Regions from separate parts of the Homo sapiens genome. Here all the other regions are linked to region 1. Evidence: chromatin contacts called from ENCODE Hi-C or POLR2A ChIA-PET data. All regions are on one chromosome and are shown on one strand. Each heading gives the region's core, a stretch centred on a gene start or an enhancer-like site at or near the end of the contact. The rest is flanking DNA. Distances are from core to core; before and after follow the strand shown. Region 1 holds the start of FBF1 (Fas binding factor 1). Region 2 overlaps LOC105371896 (a long non-coding RNA gene). Region 3 holds the start of SPHK1 (sphingosine kinase 1). Region 4 holds the start of SAP30BP (SAP30 binding protein). Region 5 holds the start of MYO15B (myosin XVB). Region 6 overlaps UBE2O (ubiquitin conjugating enzyme E2 O).

The links. A loop is a pair of places that touch in the nucleus more often than their neighbours do. ChIA-PET counts read pairs that join two places held with the same protein, here RNA polymerase II (POLR2A). Pooled maps may share reads with other maps.
Region 2: a pooled map shows a loop between it and region 1 (4-fold over the local background). The contact joins the enhancer-like site here to the promoter of FBF1 in region 1. A Hi-C loop is called at or near these places in 2 of 50 pooled maps. POLR2A ChIA-PET finds 5 or more read pairs at or near these places in 4 of 52 experiments (A549, Caco-2, HEK293 and 1 more).
Region 3: a loop to region 1 is called in a pooled map, with 9 times the contacts of the local background. The contact joins the promoter of SPHK1 here to the promoter of FBF1 in region 1. A Hi-C loop is called at or near these places in 7 of 50 pooled maps. POLR2A ChIA-PET finds 5 or more read pairs at or near these places in 3 of 52 experiments (HEK293, HEK293T and activated naive CD4-positive, alpha-beta T cell).
Region 4: a loop to region 1 is called in a map of naive thymus-derived CD4-positive, alpha-beta T cell, with 13 times the contacts of the local background. The contact joins the promoter of SAP30BP here to the promoter of FBF1 in region 1. A Hi-C loop is called at or near these places in 1 of 168 maps with a recorded cell type or tissue (naive thymus-derived CD4-positive, alpha-beta T cell) and 9 of 50 pooled maps. POLR2A ChIA-PET finds 5 or more read pairs at or near these places in 2 of 52 experiments (HEK293 and WTC11).
Region 5: a loop to region 1 is called in a pooled map, with 8 times the contacts of the local background. The contact joins the promoter of MYO15B here to the promoter of FBF1 in region 1. A Hi-C loop is called at or near these places in 6 of 50 pooled maps. POLR2A ChIA-PET finds 5 or more read pairs at or near these places in 4 of 52 experiments (A673, MCF 10A, WTC11 and 1 more).
Region 6: a loop to region 1 is called in a map of esophagus squamous epithelium, with 2.8 times the contacts of the local background. The contact joins the enhancer-like site here to the promoter of FBF1 in region 1. A Hi-C loop is called at or near these places in 1 of 168 maps with a recorded cell type or tissue (esophagus squamous epithelium) and 1 of 50 pooled maps. POLR2A ChIA-PET finds 5 or more read pairs at or near these places in 1 of 52 experiments (activated naive CD4-positive, alpha-beta T cell).

Annotation. Positions count from the first base shown.
Region 1 is chr17:75,939,725-75,942,424 of GRCh38, forward strand. FBF1 (Fas binding factor 1) reads right to left here and starts at 1,318. Exons shown (of 30, transcript NM_001319193.2): 1 at 1,124-1,318. ACOX1 (acyl-CoA oxidase 1) reads right to left here. Exons shown (of 14, transcript NM_004035.7): 14 at 1,783-2,700. RefSeq lists a silencer at 1,087-1,356 and an enhancer at 1,467-1,536.
Region 2 is chr17:76,245,157-76,247,856 of GRCh38, forward strand. The region is part of intron 5 of LOC105371896 (a long non-coding RNA gene); the gene reads right to left. Among named protein-coding and RNA genes, the nearest start is that of RNF157, 6.0 kb to the left of the region's middle. Within about 2 kb of position 1,400, at least 9 of the 41 ENCODE cell types and tissues checked have a DNase peak (open chromatin) inside an H3K27ac peak, as active enhancers do.
Region 3 is chr17:76,383,159-76,385,858 of GRCh38, forward strand. SPHK1 (sphingosine kinase 1) reads left to right here and starts at 1,451. Exons shown (of 6, transcript NM_001142601.2): 1 at 1,451-1,648; 2 at 2,293-2,496. The coding sequence starts at 2,487. RefSeq lists silencers at 89-378, 399-538, 1,119-1,818.
Region 4 is chr17:75,665,952-75,668,657 of GRCh38, forward strand. SAP30BP (SAP30 binding protein) reads left to right here and starts at 1,387. Exons shown (of 11, transcript NM_013260.8): 1 at 1,387-1,527; 2 at 2,565-2,674. The coding sequence starts at 1,422. It overlaps RECQL5 (RecQ like helicase 5), which reads right to left and starts at 1,203. Exons shown (of 20, transcript NM_004259.7): 1 at 1,093-1,203; 2 at 477-620. The coding sequence starts at 606. RefSeq lists enhancers at 328-1,527, 1,109-1,208, 1,379-1,628.
Region 5 is chr17:75,586,550-75,589,049 of GRCh38, forward strand. MYO15B (myosin XVB) reads left to right here and starts at 1,251. Exons shown (of 64, transcript NM_001395058.1): 1 at 1,251-2,500. The coding sequence starts at 1,509. RefSeq lists enhancers at 1,067-1,900, 1,403-1,472, 1,901-2,500 and a silencer at 2,353-2,482.
Region 6 is chr17:76,404,859-76,407,558 of GRCh38, forward strand. UBE2O (ubiquitin conjugating enzyme E2 O) reads right to left here. Exons shown (of 18, transcript NM_022066.4): 2 at 655-714; 3 at 348-458. Among named protein-coding and RNA genes, the nearest start is that of SPHK1, 22 kb to the left of the region's middle. Within about 2 kb of position 1,358, at least 12 of the 41 ENCODE cell types and tissues checked have a DNase peak (open chromatin) inside an H3K27ac peak, as active enhancers do.

The sequences.
Region 1 (2,700 bases), core at 68-2,567:
TCCCTTTACATAGGCAGTAAATCTGACCCATTGAGAACATTTTCCTCGGAATTAGCTGTCTCCCTCCCCCTCCTCCACTTTACCAAAACCCACCTACAGGATGTCCTGGAAGAAAGGAGTCAGAGGGGTCCTCTTTATGTCCCAAGTATTGGCCTGTCCTGTTATTGGAATGCAAGGGTTATCTGGGCTTACCTACAGAGCCCACCCTGAATACATGTGTTTTCTTTTTTTTCTTTTTTTAGACGGAGTCTTGCTCTGTTGCCCAGGATGGAGTGCAGTGGTGCGATCTTGGCTCACCACAACCTCAGCCTCCCGGGTTCAAGCGAATCTCCTGCCTCAGCCTCCCGAGTAGCTGGGAATACAGGCACATGCCACCATGCCCGGTTAATTTTTGTATTTTTAGTAGAGACGGGGTTTCACTGTTGGCCAGGAGGTCTCGAACTCCTGACCTCGTGATCTGCCCGTCTCGGCCTCCCAAAGTGCTAGGATTACAGGTGTGAGCCACCACGCCTGGCCTTCTTTCTTTTTTTTTTTTCCAGACAGGGTCTCGCTCTGTTGCCCAGGCTGGAGTGCAGTGGCACGATCACAGCTCTCATAGCTTACTGCAGCCTCGACCTCCTTGGGCTCAGGCGATCCTCCAATGTCAGCCTCCCTAGCAGCTGGGACCACAGGCACACGCCACCATGTGCGGCAAATTTTAAAATTTTTTTTGTAGAGACGGGGGTCTCCCTATGTTGCCCAGGGTCGTCCCAGACGCCTGGCCTCAAGTGATCCTCCCGCCTTGGCCTCCCAAAGTGTCGGGATTACAGGCGTGAGCCACCGTGCCCGGCCTTGTTTCTTTTTCTCTGCAATGGCGACTTCACGACCTACAAGTCCAAATGTGTCCCATAACACATCAAGGAACTTCTGGCATCTCCTATCGATCCTGTACGGGCTTCTCAGACTATGGGGATTTTCTAGGCTTGGTTTGCCAAGGCCAAAGGGCTACAGAGTAACCCCGTCCCCACATGTATTCAGCCGACTCCATGCCAGGCGTTTTACAGATCCCGAGACCACCCCTAAGCAAGACCCCTAGCCGGAGTCGCCCCTCCGTCCCGAGACTCCGCGCCCCTCAATGCGTCACCCTTCTGAGCGCCCGGCCTATCTGGCCCCGGAGCGCAGCCTGTAACGCTCTCAGCCCCGGAAGCCTCCTGTTACGCGCCGTGCCCCCGGAGGTGCGGCCGCTGGGACCAGCGCCGGCCCTGGCTCCATTCGGGTCGCCCAGCCCGGCCAGGACTGGCCTCCCGCTTCCAGCCGCTGCCGGCACCCTCAGCCGTCTGGCCTCCCGCGGAAAGGCGGGCGCGAGGCATCCTGGGAGTCGCAGTCGGCGGTCGACTCACCCGCCCTCACAGAGGAGGTGGGGACGCCATGAAGAACTACAGCTCCCAGGGAGCCGCGCGCGGCAGTTGGCGGGGCCGGGCTTCTGCCGGCGGCGGGCACGTTGCTAGGAGCTGCCCCAACGCCTCTCCGGGAAGAGGGCGCCAGGCTCAAAGGCCCTCTTGGGAACTGCCGGGAAGCTTAAAAGTTCCTCCTGCCCACTTCTGAGGGCTGACACGTGGCCGACGCGGAGGCGTGAGAAATGTGTTGATATTGGGAGGTTGACGGGTGAATCCACAAATTCACCGGTGTTTATTCCACACCCCAAAGCTTGAGGGAAGTGACTGACCTGTTTAATGATCCAATCAAAGCTGTATAGCCAGAATGAAACCCAATACTGTCGCCCCACAAAAAGATTAAGTCACATTTTTTCTAGTATGTGCTAATTATGAATTTTATTAAGGTTTATTCAATGTCACAGAGGAAAGAACGGTTTGTAGTTTTGCTTACCCGCAGTGCTGGCAGGTCACAGCTGTCCAACCATGATCCATTCACATGCTCTGGCCCCGTGCCCCTCGTCCTCCCACCCCTACCCCACAGGACACCATTAAGCCAGGGCTGGGTAACAACATATGCTCAATGCATCTTCTCAGGTGAGAACCAAACTCGAGCCACAACAGCAAAGGGGGAAAAAGGTAGCAAAGTAATTATGTGCTCCCAAGGCAGTCATTTAGTTGAATCCATAACTGGAAATAAAAAGGCATTTATGAAGTGTAGTCCGCAGTCTGAATGTGGAAGGTGGAAGATCACACATTTACTAAGAAACACTCAAAACATATTTTGGTTCAGAATTCTAAAAAATCCCGAATTTTCCATGATCTTCCCAAGACAACCAATGACCCACTTAAATTTAAGGCAAAAACACCCTTGAATCTAGGAATGTGCACATATGCAACAGCTAACATCTGGTAACTCTAATAATGTTCCTTATATGTTTCTGTGTTTACTATCATGAACCATAGGAAGAAGTACTGGAAAATTTAGTAAGTGTGGACAGTTAAAAACACTGGCCCGGCACGGTGGCTCACGCCTGTAATCCCAGCACTTTGGGAGGCCGAGGTGGGTGGATCACGAGGTCAGGAGTTCAAGACCAGCCTGGCCAACTTGGTGAAACCCCTGTCTCTACTAAAAATACAAAAAAACTAGACAGGCATGGTGGCAGGCGCTGTAATCCCAGCTTCTCAGGAGGCTGAGGCAGAGAATTGCTTGAACCCGGGAGGCAGAGGTTGCAGTGAGCCAAGATTTCGCCACTGCACTCTACCCTGGGTGAAAGAGCAAGACAAC
Region 2 (2,700 bases), core at 150-2,649, 310 kb after region 1:
ACTTCTGCCTTCATTCTCTTCCTTGTTGGTCCTGCTCTTCTTTTGGCTTTGAGCTCACTCCACCTGGGACTACACATTCTGCATCCTAAAGTTGGTGTAAAAAGAATGTGCGGGCTGGGTGCAGTGGCCCACGCCTGTAATCCCAGCACTTTGGGAGGCCGAGGCAGATGTATCACCTGAGGTCAGGAGTTTGAGACCATCCTGGCCAACATGGTGAAACCCCGTTTCTACTAAAAATACAAAAATTAGCCAGGCGTGGTGGCACACGCCTGTAATCCCAGCTACTCGGGAGGCTGAGGCAGGAGAATCGCTTGAACCAGTGAAGCGGAGGTTGAAGCGAGTCCAGATTGCGCCACTGCACTCCAGCCTGGGGCCACAGAAGGAGACTGCGTCTCAAAAAAAAAAAAAAAAAAAGTGTGAGGCTAACATTTCAGCTTGGCAGGGCAGGCCTGGTAGCTCACACCTGTAATCCCAGTGCTTTGGGAGGCTGAGGTGGGAGGATTGCCTGAGCCCAGGAGTTCAGCACCAGCCTGGGCAACATAGTGAGATCCTATCTCTACAAAAAAAATATTTAAAAATTAGCTGTGCAGGCCAGGCGCGGTGGCTCATGCCTGCAATCCCAGCACTGGGAGGCTGACGCGGGTGGATCACGAGGTCAGTAGCTCAAGACCAGCCTGCCCAACATGGTGAAACCCTGTCTCTACTACAAATACAAAAATTAGCCAGGCGTGATGGCGCGCGCCTGTAATCCCAGCTACTCAGGAGGCTGAGGCAAAAGAATTGCTTGAACCCGGGAGGTGGAGGTTGCAGTGAGCAGAGATGGCGCCACTGCACTCCAGCCTGGGTGACAGAGCAAGACCCTGTCTCGAAAAAAGGAAAAAAAAGAACATTTCAGCCCAGCATCGACTCCAGCTGCCCTTCTTGGAGAAACAGACCAGACCAAATAGGCACAAAGCCCAGCGTCTGCCTCTTGCTACCTAGAAAAGGTAGAATGTGGAAGCGGCAGCGTGGTGACAGCCCCAAACCTTTCTTTAACAAAACAAATACTCACCTGCGGTTACTTAGATCAAAAGAAGAAAATAACAAACAGGGTTTCTTGAAAATGCCTGTCCTGGCTAGATGGTCAGATTTGGAAGGAATCTCAAAGGTACAGCCCCTCCCCTGACAGATGAGGCAGCTGCAACCTCTACAGGGTAAGGGGCTTGCCCAAGACCATACAAGTGGTAGCCATAGCTCAGAACCCAGGGATCCCTGGCTCCCTGTGCACTGGGTCTTGATATGGGAAGCTGGTGCTATGCTGGTTTTATCTCTCTCTGTCTCTCCTTGGTGAGCCATCTCCTACAGCTGTCATAAGAGGACAAGCCGACTTGAGGTTGAGCTCTGAAGCTCAACACAAGTGCACACACGTGTTCAGCTGTTGCAATATCAGTGTGAGCATGCAATCAACTGCACTCACAGGAAAGTTGTCTGTAACTGTGCTCAAGTCAGAATCAGAAAACCACTGAGCTCCTCTCAGCTGGAGACTCCCTGCACCCTCCCTCTGCTCTTCTGAAACTGGAGCTGAGGTCAGGGCTGCAGAACTGAACTGATCAACCAGTCACCTAACTCCTCCCAGGCACAGGAACCAAAGGGCTGCTGAGAAAAGAGAAATGAGAGGCCACTGAGGGTTAGGAGATCAGATTCTTAGCAAGTAGGTTAAAAGTGCCGTATGCATGCTAATAGTGTGTCCAGCTAAAGTCTGAGTGCCAGCCAAAGTCCACTACAGACAAGCAATTTGTTTACAATGACACATTTATTTCTGAGCAAATTGCTTGTTTATTTATGTGATAACTACTATCCTATTAGGGTATTTCAAAGACTGTGTGTTGATCCTGACAAAGTAATAAACAGAAATACCACTCACTGTTATGGTTCTCACAGTAAGCTATTGGAAGCCTTAGGTCTTTTTTACGCACCATGAGGTATATATTTATTACATTGTTAGCCGTATCCTGTTATCTTTTTTTTTTTTTTTAAGATGGAGTCTCTCTGTCACCCAGGCTAGAGTGCACTGGCCTGATCTCGGCTCACTGCAACCTCCACCTCCCAGGTTCAAGCGATTCTCCTGCCTCAGCCTCCTGAGTAGCTGGGACTACAGGCGCACGCCACCATGCCCAGCTAATTTCTGTATTTTTAGCAGAGACGAGGTTTCACCATGTTAGCGGGGCTGGTCTTGAACTCCTGACCTCAAGTGATCCACCTGCCTCGGCCTCCCAATGTGCTTGGATTACAGGCGTGAGCCACCACGCCTGGCCCTGTTATCTTTTATTTTATTATTATTTTTTATAATAATAATATATAATAAATATCTTTGTTTATAAAGATATAAATATAATAAATATAATAAACATATTTATTTTTTGTTGTTGTTGTTGTTGAGACAGAGTCTCATTCTGTCGCCCAGGCTGGAGTAAAGTGGCACGATCTTGGTTCACTGCAACCTCCGCCTCCCTGATTCAAGAGATACTCATGCCTCAGCCTCCCAAGTAGCTAGCTAGGATTGTAGGCATGCGCCACCACGCCCAGCTAACTTTTTGTATTTTTAGTAGAGACGGGGTTTCACCATGTTGGCCAGGCCAGGCTTAAACTCCTAGCCTCAGGTGATCCACCTGCCTCGGCCTCCCGAAGTGCTGGGATTACATGAGTGAGCCACTGTGCCTG
Region 3 (2,700 bases), core at 201-2,700, 440 kb after region 1:
TCCTGTTTCTCGGAGTTTTTCGACCCCTGAGCGCGTCGCTGAGTCACCTTCCCGGAACGCGCTCGGGACGCTCTGGACCCAGCGGGGACTGCCCGGGGGCCGCGCAAGGCGAAGGCGCACCCGCCGATACGCGCGCGGAGCTGCGGCCCCAGGGACCCCGCGTCCCAGCCAGTGCCCCCCGACCCGCCCGGGGACTCTCGGGTCCCGCCCGTCTGACCCCCCAAGTGTTGGGAAACGGGGCCGAGCTGCCTGGGTCCTCCGGAAGAGAAGACACCGCGGAGGCGTGCCGGAGTTCAGGGCGCCGCCCGGCTAATTGGCTGCGTGCTCCTCCTGGACCTGCCTCTTCTCGACTTTAAGAAGCGATGAGAGAGGTGTGTGGGGGCGGGTGGGGCCGGCGGGGGCGCGCGAGCCCCGCAGCCTCCCGCAGGGGCTTGGTTTCTCCTAACTCTGGCCCTACCTGGGCAGGTCACCAATGGGCCTTGGCAACTTCTTCCTCCGTCTCCGCCGTAACCCCCCAGGGATCTAACTCGAGGTGCTCGCGGACACGTTCTGTGGCTTGCCGCGATAAGTGTATCACAAACACACTGACAAACGCGTCCCTACTGGCCTCCAAAGAAGTGACAACTTCTGAGCGCGTTTCCGGCGCCCCTTCTTCACGCTGAGCCAGAGGGGGCGGGGGGCACGTACCACATGCTTGGCTTTCCAATCCCGACGGGGGCCCCCAGGCCCATCTACACTGTCAAGCCTCCTCTCCGGCTCGGAGCCCCCGGCCTGTCGCCTGCTCTACCCGGGACAGCGCGCTAGGCGGCCTCAGGCTCGGTAGCCCAGCTGCAGCGTCGGGAAGTTAAAAATAACCTCCGTGGGAGCGCGGGGGAGGAAGAAAGAGGGAAGCTGGTGGGCGGCGGGCGAGACGCCCCGGCCTGGAGAGGCGCCCCGGGTGGCGTGCGGGCCTCGAATTTCGGGTGGGCTAGGGCAGAGCGCGCAAAAGGGGCGCTGCATCCCGGCGCCGACAGCACCCGCGGGGGCGAGGTCGTGGCGTCGAGGTGAAACCAAGGGTCCCCCGGGAGAGCGGAGCCGCGCGCGCCCGGCGCTCGCTCCGACACGAGTTCGCGCGGAGCCCGCGCCTCCGTCTGCGCTGCGCGGTCGCTTTCGCGCGCCCCAGACACTGCGCTCGCGGCCGGGCCCGGGACTCCGCGCCTCGCGGCCTGCCGCCTCAGCTCACCCGGCCAGGTCGCGGCGCCGCCTTCTAGCCAGACGCCTAGGACGAGCGGCGGGGGCGCGCTTGCCGCTTCCTAGGACCCGGGCGGGAACCAGCTCGTGGCCCGGCCGTGGGCGCGGGCCGTGCCGGAGGCGGCGCGCTGAGGCCGGAGGCGGGCAGAGGCCGAGGCCGCGCCGGGCTCAGGTTCCACCCCCGGGAGCGCGGGGCGGAGCCAGGCCGGCGCCGAGGCTCAGTGCCCTCCCCGCTCCGCGGCGCCGGCTGCGAAGTTGAGCGAAAAGTTTGAGGCCGGAGGGAGCGAGGCCGGGGAGTCCGCTCCAGCGGGGCGCTCCAGTCCCTCAGACGTGGGCTGAGCTTGGGACGAGCTGCGTTCCGCCCCAGGCCACTGTAGGGAACGGCGGTGGCGCCTCCCCAGCAAACCGGACCGACTGGGTAGGGCCGCCCACCCTGCCTTCGCGCCGCTCGTGGCTCCTGTGCGGCCCGCCCTCGCGGGGCCCCGGGAACTGGGCCACTTGTCGCTTGGGCGAGAGCAGGCGGCAGCTGGTGGCCCGGTTCGGGCTTGGCTTTGGCGCGACCCGGGAGCGGCTCCCACGAGCGCCGCGCGCGTCGCAACGGAGCGGGGCCCTGAGAAGCGCGCGCCGCGGCTCCCACCGCTCTGGAGCTCCGGGCAGGGGACACGGCAACCTGGATGGCTGGGGCAGGGATCCTCTCCCAGAACTTCGTGCCCAGCAATGTCCGCTCAAGTTCTGGGATTTTTACGCAGCTGGACTCCCCTCCCCCTGGCAGCCCCGAGGGGTGAGGAGCTAGTCCGTCGGAGGGAGCCACGGGGCTCTGACTCATCCGTCGGGCCGGAACCGAACCCCAAGCCCCAGGGAGAAAGCCCCGGAGCAGGCGCCCTTCTCAGGGATTGTAGGCTTAGTCACACGGCGGGGGCGCCCTCGGAGGCACCGGACCTCAGCTCTCTGGACTTCCCGGGAACCTGGCTCCCCGCGCGTGGTCCCGGGATTTAGTCGGGCGCTCCCCACCTCTGGCAGCTGCGGCCCCGGACTCCGCCAGCGCTGTCTTCTCTCCCTCAGGTCCAGCCGCCGCAGGGAATGACGCCGGTGCTCCTGCAGCCACGGCTCCGGGCGGGGAAGGCGAGCCCCACAGCCGGCCCTGCGACGCCCGCCTGGGCAGCACCGATAAGGAGCTGAAGGCAGGAGCCGCCGCCACGGGCAGCGCCCCCACAGCGCCAGGGACCCCCTGGCAGCGGGAGCCGCGGGTCGAGGTTATGGATCCAGGTTTGTGGGGTTCCTGCTGGGAAGGGCTGTAGGGGGATTCCTGTTCCTCGCCAGGAATGATGGAACGCCCAGCTGGACGAAAGGGGCTGTGGACGATCGGGAGAAACATTATCCCTCACGAGGCCAGAAGCCGGCCGAATCTGAGCCAAGGAAGGGGGTGGCAGGGGCGCCGCGTCCCCACCCCAGGTCTCCCAGCAAAGGCCG
Region 4 (2,706 bases), core at 137-2,636, 270 kb before region 1:
CCTGCAACAAGGGAATTACCTAGGAGGCCAGTGACCGAGTTAAGTTATTCCTACCACCCTCACTGTTGCTGTTCGTTTGTGTGTACAAACGAACAATAATGAGAATCTGAAGTGTTTTCAAAGACCATGTGTAAATCTAGCTATGAAATATAGACCAGCTGGGTGGTTCTGCCACTAAAACTACAAGCTTTGGGCCGGGCGTGGTGGCTCATGCTTGTAATCCCAGCACCTTGGGAGGCCGAGGTGGGAGGATTGCCTGAGCCCAGGATTTGGAGACCAGCCTGAGCAACATGCCAAGACCCCATCTCTAATTAAAACAAATAAACGAAACTACAAGCTTTGACAACTCTAAAGATTTCCAAATCCAGTTATGGACCAAAGGTGAGGCAGTACGAAGGGTGAGGAGGAGGGTGTTCTGCCGCAGCGTTATGGTATAGCCAGCATAAATTTAAAGGAAGGTAGCTTGGTAATGTTACCTTTTACTACAGCCATGGTCGCACTCTCCTGTAAAGGCGTCTTAAAAGAGTCAAACCCAAAGACCTTCTTCAGCGTACTCCGGACTCGCCGCTCAGGGTCAAAAGGAAAGGTGGTATGGTGGCTGCTCATCTTAGCCAAGAACAGTGGCCAAAGGTTAAGGCAAAGGTAGTAAAAGGTTGCCACGAGAACCCTCTGTTTTGCATTAAAAATACAGATTATTTTTCTGTAACAATTTGCTATATTACACTTAAATAATGTATTATTTTTAAGTAATAAAGCTGAAGGTGAACTGCCTCAAGCAATACATTCCTCAGTAATTAACATCTCCACTTTTACGCTCAATGAAAATGAAAACATTGAACTATTCCAGGCCACGGTATAGCACAGAGCTAGAAATCAGATCAAGAGAAGAAACATAAATGTCTTCAGAACAGCTTGGAGAACGGGGAACCGTTTTCCTAAGATCCACCACCTGCTCCTACTTCTATAAGCGCAACCACGACGACCGTTCTTCCACCCCGGGACCCCGAACCCCTTCTCCCGTCTTCCTGAGCCCAAGATCCGCAATTTTCTCTCTTGGCTGGCCGACACCTCCCTCTCTTCACCCTAAGATATCAGAACCGGCCGTGGTCCGCCCAAGAATTAAAGGCTGCTGGCTGGTTCCGGAACTGTTCGAAGACCCCTATACACAACCCCAACTCAGAGAAGCCAAAGCGCTGGGAATTCAGCTTTAGGCAGAACCCACGCAATCTTATATCCGTCGCGCAGTGATGACGTAGCGCGAGCGCTGGCATGAGGGCGGAGCCAGGCGCAGGAAACTGCCGTTTTGATTGGTTTCCAGTGTGGCGCGGGGGTCTCCTGGGATCCGAAAGAACCTGCCTTTCCGCCCGGAAGTCGGCGTCTTGAGTCATAGGAGTGAGCCACGCCCGGGCTGTGGGAATAAGATGGCGGGGAAGAAGAATGTTCTGTCGTCTCTCGCAGTTTACGCGGAAGATTCAGAGCCCGAGTCTGATGGCGAGGCTGGAATCGAGGCGGTGGGCAGCGCGGCTGGTAAGGCCCAAGTGCGAAGCTGGAAGGGGGAATCGGGTGTCTGCCCGGAATGCTGTACCCTCGCTGGGCGGGAGGGAACAAGATGGTCATTGTGCTCCAAGCACCGGACCCCGAAGAATGGTCCAGGGTCCGGGGTGAGATAGAGCATTAGAGACTGTGGACTAAGAATGAAGAATCTCCTTCCCGTTATTTCGATTAATTTGCCTAAACTTACTGAAAGACTCCGTGCCGGCTATAGTGATAGACAGAGGGATGGACGAAGAGGGAGCGGCTGCTCAGCCACTGCCTGTTTCCCCTGGGCTCGTTGTTTGATGAGGGAGAGCGATAAGTAAAACATACGTGGAAGATGGTAAAGATTGTGTTCGTTAACTTTATAACTTTTAGTTAGGAATGTGCCCTAAACACATCTTGGAGCTTTTAAAAACAAACGTATCTGATGCCCAAAGTGAGAGAACCTAATTCGGTAGAACTGGGGTAGGATGTGGGCATTTGTGAACTTTTTAAGGATCCCAGGTGATTTTTCTTATTTTGTGAGTTTTTAAAGCCTAACGGTGATGTTCTCCTCCTCAGGTTGAGAAGCACAATGTTAGATAATGGAAACAGATTCCTTTGGGAGAATAAAGAACAAGTTACCTAACAACATATCAGGACCTTAGCTTCCTCATCTGGAAAGTGAAGGGGATTGGATTAGGTTAGGTACTTCCATGTTTTGTGATTTTGTGTGGTCTCTTCCAGTCAGAAAGTTCTCTGATGGTTTCCTATAAACACTTTAGTGTTTATCTAGTGTTTATAGCATTAGAAACAGAATTTAGTACTCGGTTTTGTTCCCTGACCTTTTAATGATTTTATTCAGTAAATGCTGGCCTTCTCAGAGAGCCGAATCTGGGCCTATTGTAACTTAACATGAGATTTAGGTTCCCTTTGTATCTTCAGAGATAGTCTTGGCCACTCAAATCTCTGGACATTTTTTCTTACATTGTAACTCTTGTTTTTTTTTTCTTGCTTTTTGTTTGTTTGTTTGTTTTTTAACCTTTCAGAGGAGAAAGGCGGATTGGTATCTGATGCCTATGGGGAGGATGACTTTTCTCGTCTAGGGGGTGATGAAGATGGTTATGAAGAAGAAGAAGATGAGAACAGTAGACAGTCGGTAGGTAAATCTCCCAGATCCAGAGCTACTGA
Region 5 (2,500 bases), core at 1-2,500, 350 kb before region 1:
GCATGTGCCACCACACCTAGGTAATTTTTGTATTTTTAGTAGAGATGGGGTTTCACCATGTTGGCCAGGCAGATCTCGAACTCCTGACATCAGGTGATCCACCCACTTCGGCCTCCCAAAATGCTGGGATTACAGGCATGAGCCACCTCACTTGGCCAGGATCCACTTTGGATGTAGAAACCCATCAATAAGGAATTGGTTCAACCATGGTGCATTTATTTGCAAGGAAGAGAGGGAGGAGAGAAGGGAGGAAGGCAGGCTGGCTTTTTATGGTATTATTATGAAATCACCAGATTACATTGTTAAGTGAAAAAGGCAAAGTGGAGACCCCGGAGCTACATAAGCTACCACTTGTGCTAAAGGGGAAAAATATAATATTTGCTTTTCTCTGCATGGAAAGTTTTTGTTGTTGTTTCTTTGTTTTTGAGACAAACAAAATGCTGTCACCCAGGCTGGAGTGCAGTGGTGTGATCTCAGCTCACTGCAAGCTCTGCCTCCTGGGTTCATGCCATTCTCTCCTGCCTCCTGGGTTCATGCCATTCTCTTGCCTCAGCCTCCCGAGTAGCTGGGACTACAGGCGCCCCCCACCACGACCGGCTAATTTATCGTATTTTTTAGTAGAGACGGGGGTTTCACCATGTTAGCCAGGATGGTCTCCATCTCCTGACCTCGTGATCCGCCCTCCTTGGCCTCCCAGAGTGCTGGGATTACAGGCGTGAGCCACCGCGCCCGGCCAACCTGGAAAATTTTGCAAGGAAATACAGAAATGGGTAACCTCAGGGGAACACTGAGTACATAGGCTGAGGGTCAGGAATGGGAGACTTTTATCTTGTAATGTTTGGATGTTTGAATTATGTGAATGTATTACCTGTTTTAAAAATAGATATTTTAAAAACACACACATTGGGGCAATCAGGAATGTATGGGGTGTGGTTCTGTTCCACAACTCCAAGGAGGTAGACAGGCATGTTTTACACCAGTTCAAGATGTACATTTATGTTTTATGTACTTTTCGGTAAATTGTATTTATTCCACAATTGAAAAGAACAAAAACCCTAGCGACTCATGGAGTGCTGCCGTGTGCCAGGGTGGGCCTGGCCCCAGTCCCTTGGAACCCTCAGAAGGAAGAAGTCCAGACAGGTTCTCTGGGCCCTTCCTTGCTGGGCAAGCACTGAGGTGGGAGTGGAGCATGGACCCCCTCAGTCTGGCGCGGTGCGAGGCTGGCCTGGCTGGCAGCGCCTCCCGGCGGCACTGTTGCCCTGTCCGCAGCTGTAGCGTCTCCTGTTTCCTGGGCGCCTCTATTCCATTGTTGGCCGAGGGGGTCAGGACCCGCCGCCTTCTGCATTATTGATGGTCCTGTAAGGCGGGCACCTCGGGGAGTAGAGCCTGTAGCCCCTGCGAGAGCAGAGCCGGGTGGTGCACTGCACAGAAGGTCACCGCGGGAGGCCAAATCCCCGGGGAGGGGAAAGGACCTGGGCGTCGGGAAGCCCGTCTCCTTTGGGCCAGCCATGGGCAGGAACCAGCGCAAAGCGCCCCAGCGCCTGGAGAGGCCCGGGAGGCCGGCCTCAGGGGAGCAGGAGTCGGGGTCGGCCAGCGCGGATGGCGCGCCCAGCCGGGAACGCCGTTCCGACCGCGGGCAGGCGGACAGGGCGAAACCGGCGGCCGAGCCTGCCACCGCCGGGGGCCAGGGAACCCCTGGTGGCCGCAGGAAGCCCACTGCAGAGGGGAACGGCGGCTGCAGACGCCCAGGGGCTGGGCTGTCCCCGAAAGCCCAGGAGAGGCAAAGCAACGCGCAGCGTCAGGGACGCGGGCCCAGGGGCGGCCGCGGGGGGCGCCTGGAGGAGGGAAGCCTCTCCGGAGGAGAAGAGCTGGGCGGCCGCCGTAGGAGGAAGCGGAAAGATAAGGGGCCCTCGGCTCGGCGGGGCCGCCGGACGCCCAGGAGCCTCAATGGGGACACGTCGGGTGGGGACGGAGGCAGCTCCTGTCCGGACAGCGAAACCCGCGAGGCCCAGGAGAGCGGCAGCCAGCGCGGCACAGCCCGGGAGCTGCGGCCCACGCCGGAGCCTACGGACATGGGCTCGGAAGGGACAAAAACCGGGCCGGAGTCAGCGCTGGAGCCAAGCAGCGACGGCCTGGACAGCGACTGGCCCCACGCAGATACCCGGGGCCGGGAAGGGTCGTCGGGGACGGGGCCCCTGGGAGCCAGCGAGCATTCCGGCGGGGACTCCGACTCGAGTCCGCTGGGGACCGGACCTGGACGGGGCTCTCGGGCAGCTATGGCCTCCAGGACCTTCGAGGACAGCTCGCGGGCTCCTCGGGACACTGGGCCGGCCAAGGACGCGAGCGACAACCGGGCGCAGCGGGGCGCCGAGCCAGAAACAATGCAGGCCTCGACGGCCCGGGCTCCGCGCCACCAGGTCGGAAAGGCGGTGGGGCAGGTGCCAGCGGCGGCAGGCGAGGGCGAAGCGGGAGCCGCAGCAGGAGCGGGGCCGGAGGACCC
Region 6 (2,700 bases), core at 108-2,607, 470 kb after region 1:
GGAATTTACAACTTTTGGTAAGTTTGAAATCATTAAAAAAATAAACTATTTCCAATAATTTATTTTTTTAAAGAAATGTTAGAGGAGAAAGGAAAAACACTTAAAGATAACCACACTGGCAGCCTATGCTGGGGTTGGGGAAGGGCACGTCCTGACCTCATGTCTAAATGGCTTACTTGAAAGCAGCGAAAACAAGGCTACAGGAGCCAGCTGGCTGCTGTGCTCCGCCTTCTGACCCAGGAAGGCTGTGCTTGGCAAGAGCACGGAGGAGGCTGTAGCCCAGAGGTCGTGCCGCCGAGAGAACCAGAGGGCCCAGAAAGGATGATGAGAAGACAGGGCCGGCTCACCCAGATGTGCTGCAGGTCCTTGCTGTTGACGGGATAGATGATGCAGTTGGTGCCGATGAGCTTGACGGCACAGTCGATGTTGACGTCGATCACCGTGCCACACTGACTGTCCTGGGGGAGGGAGGAGACATGCAAGTCCCGTGGTGCAGCAGCCCTGGTCACCAGGGGAGACCCAGCCCAGGCAACCCCAGCGCACCCCCTGCAGAGCTGGCCAGTTCTCCCACATGCAGAGTGCGAGGTGGGCAGGCTCAAGTCCCTAAGGTGGCTGCCCCCAGGCCCGGGGCTGGGGTGGGGACGCAGGACTCACGGTGGATCGCATGTGCCGGACCACATCTCGGGGCACCACAGAACGGTCCTCTAGTTTCAGCTGTAAAAGAAAATACAGGTGTGAGAGAATGGACTCTGAAGCCACCACAGAATACAGTTTTCTTCCAGCTTCTGAAGGAAAGCGTCACATCCACACTGCTAAGTGCACAAATCCTAAGCGTTTGGCTAGCAGTATCTTCACAGACCGCACACACCTCCGACCAGCACCCAGACCCACAGGCAGAGCGCGTCACGCCCACAGGCCTCCTGGGGCCCCTGTGGTCACTGTCTCACCCACCAGAGGCACTTGGCTTGCCGGAGGTAGCCTTCCTCACACTGAACAGTGCAGCTCAATGACAGATCACATAAGGCTGCACTTTAATGAAGGATTTAACAGCCCATTCTACAGAGAGCAAAACATTTGCTTTGCGTTCAATCTTTTTTCTGCCCTCTGCAAGTGCCTGCCCTAGCTGATCAGTGCTGAGGGAGAGTGGGCTGGGGGAGAAGCAGGACACTGGGCTGCGGTGGGTCACCCTGAAGCCTGGCTATCACCGGACACCATGTTCTAATCTGGGTTATCCTCCTGACCAGCTGCGGCCTGCACCTTATCTGCTGCGCTTGGAGCCCTGCAGGCTGCTAAGTAACCCTCAGGATGGTTGGCTCTTGGAGCCCGGCCAACTGCACGAGCACCTGATTGTCTCTTTACGCACAGCTGGCAGCGGCCACTGCCTCCTGCTGCTCCATCGCCCAAAAGCCCAGGCACGTGATGCTCCCACCAGGCCAGCCTGCGTCTTTTTTAGCTGGTTCCTCAAACCTGGGGCAGCTCCTCTATGGTTCTTCACTGGGTCATAATCATGGATGGGTCTCTGTGTGTGTCCACCTCCGAGACCCCAAACCACATGGCTGGAGAGCTGTTTCCTCAAATAGCCAACCAGACACTCCTCCGTGGTGGCCTCTCTTGACCTGGGGGCACTGAGAGGTCACCACCAAGAAAGGAGAACTGAGTCGCCGAAAAAGGAAGATACTGGCTCAAGGTCACTTAAATGCTGGCAATGACAACTAAAACAAACTCTGCTAGTAGAAGAACGTGACTCACAAAAAAAAAAAGGAAAGAAAAGCAATGAACCCCACCACCAACCAGCAGTGCAGAGAGTCCCATGGGAACTCATGAGCCCAAGTTGTTTTTTTTTTTTTTTTTTTTTTTTTGAGATGGAGTCTCGCTGTGTTGCCCAAACTGGAGTGCAATGGCGCAGTCTCGGCTCGCTGCAACCTTCGCCTCCCAGGTTCAAGCAATTCTCCCGTCTCAGCCTCCCGAGTAGGTGGGACTGCAGGCACGTGCCACCACGCCCGGCTAATTTTTGTATTTTTAGTAGAGATGGGGCTTCACCATGTTGGCCAGGCTGGTCTCGAACTCCTGACCTCGTGATCTGCCCACCTCAGCCTCCCAAAGTGCTGGGATTACAGGCGTGAGCCACTGCATCCAGGTATGAGCCTGTTTCAAATGACAACTTGCCCAGTCCTTAAACGCAGGGTTCTTGAGTCAGACACAGGAACGTCAGGCAAACCACTCCTGCCGACATGTGGAAGGAGAGATGATGGCAGCTGTCTCAGCATGGCTGAGGTGGAGTCACCAAGGCAGCGGACCGCAGGTGGCACATGGTGCACGGTACAGAGTAGGTGCTCAGCAAGGTCGGCAGCTGTGATCACTGGCCCTGTGAGCTGCAGGGTGAAGACCCCTGAAAGGTCAGGCTCTCCTTATCTCTGCTCCAAGACCCCAGGAGGCTGGAGAGGCATGCTGGCGTGACGGTGCCACTTTTCTAAATCAAAGAATATTCTGTGCCTGTAACCCTCTGTGCCCAAATCTCCACTCTGAGATACGGCATTTTTTTGTGCTGCCCCACCCTATCTTAATCCCCTGCTCCCATTTTAGACTTCAAAAAGCCACAATTGCTCCCAGAGAAGCCAGAAGCGGCAGGACAGGAGAATCCAATGCAAGGGGGGCTGCACCATGTGTGGCAGGAGGGCTGCCTCCACCACTTGGGGGTCC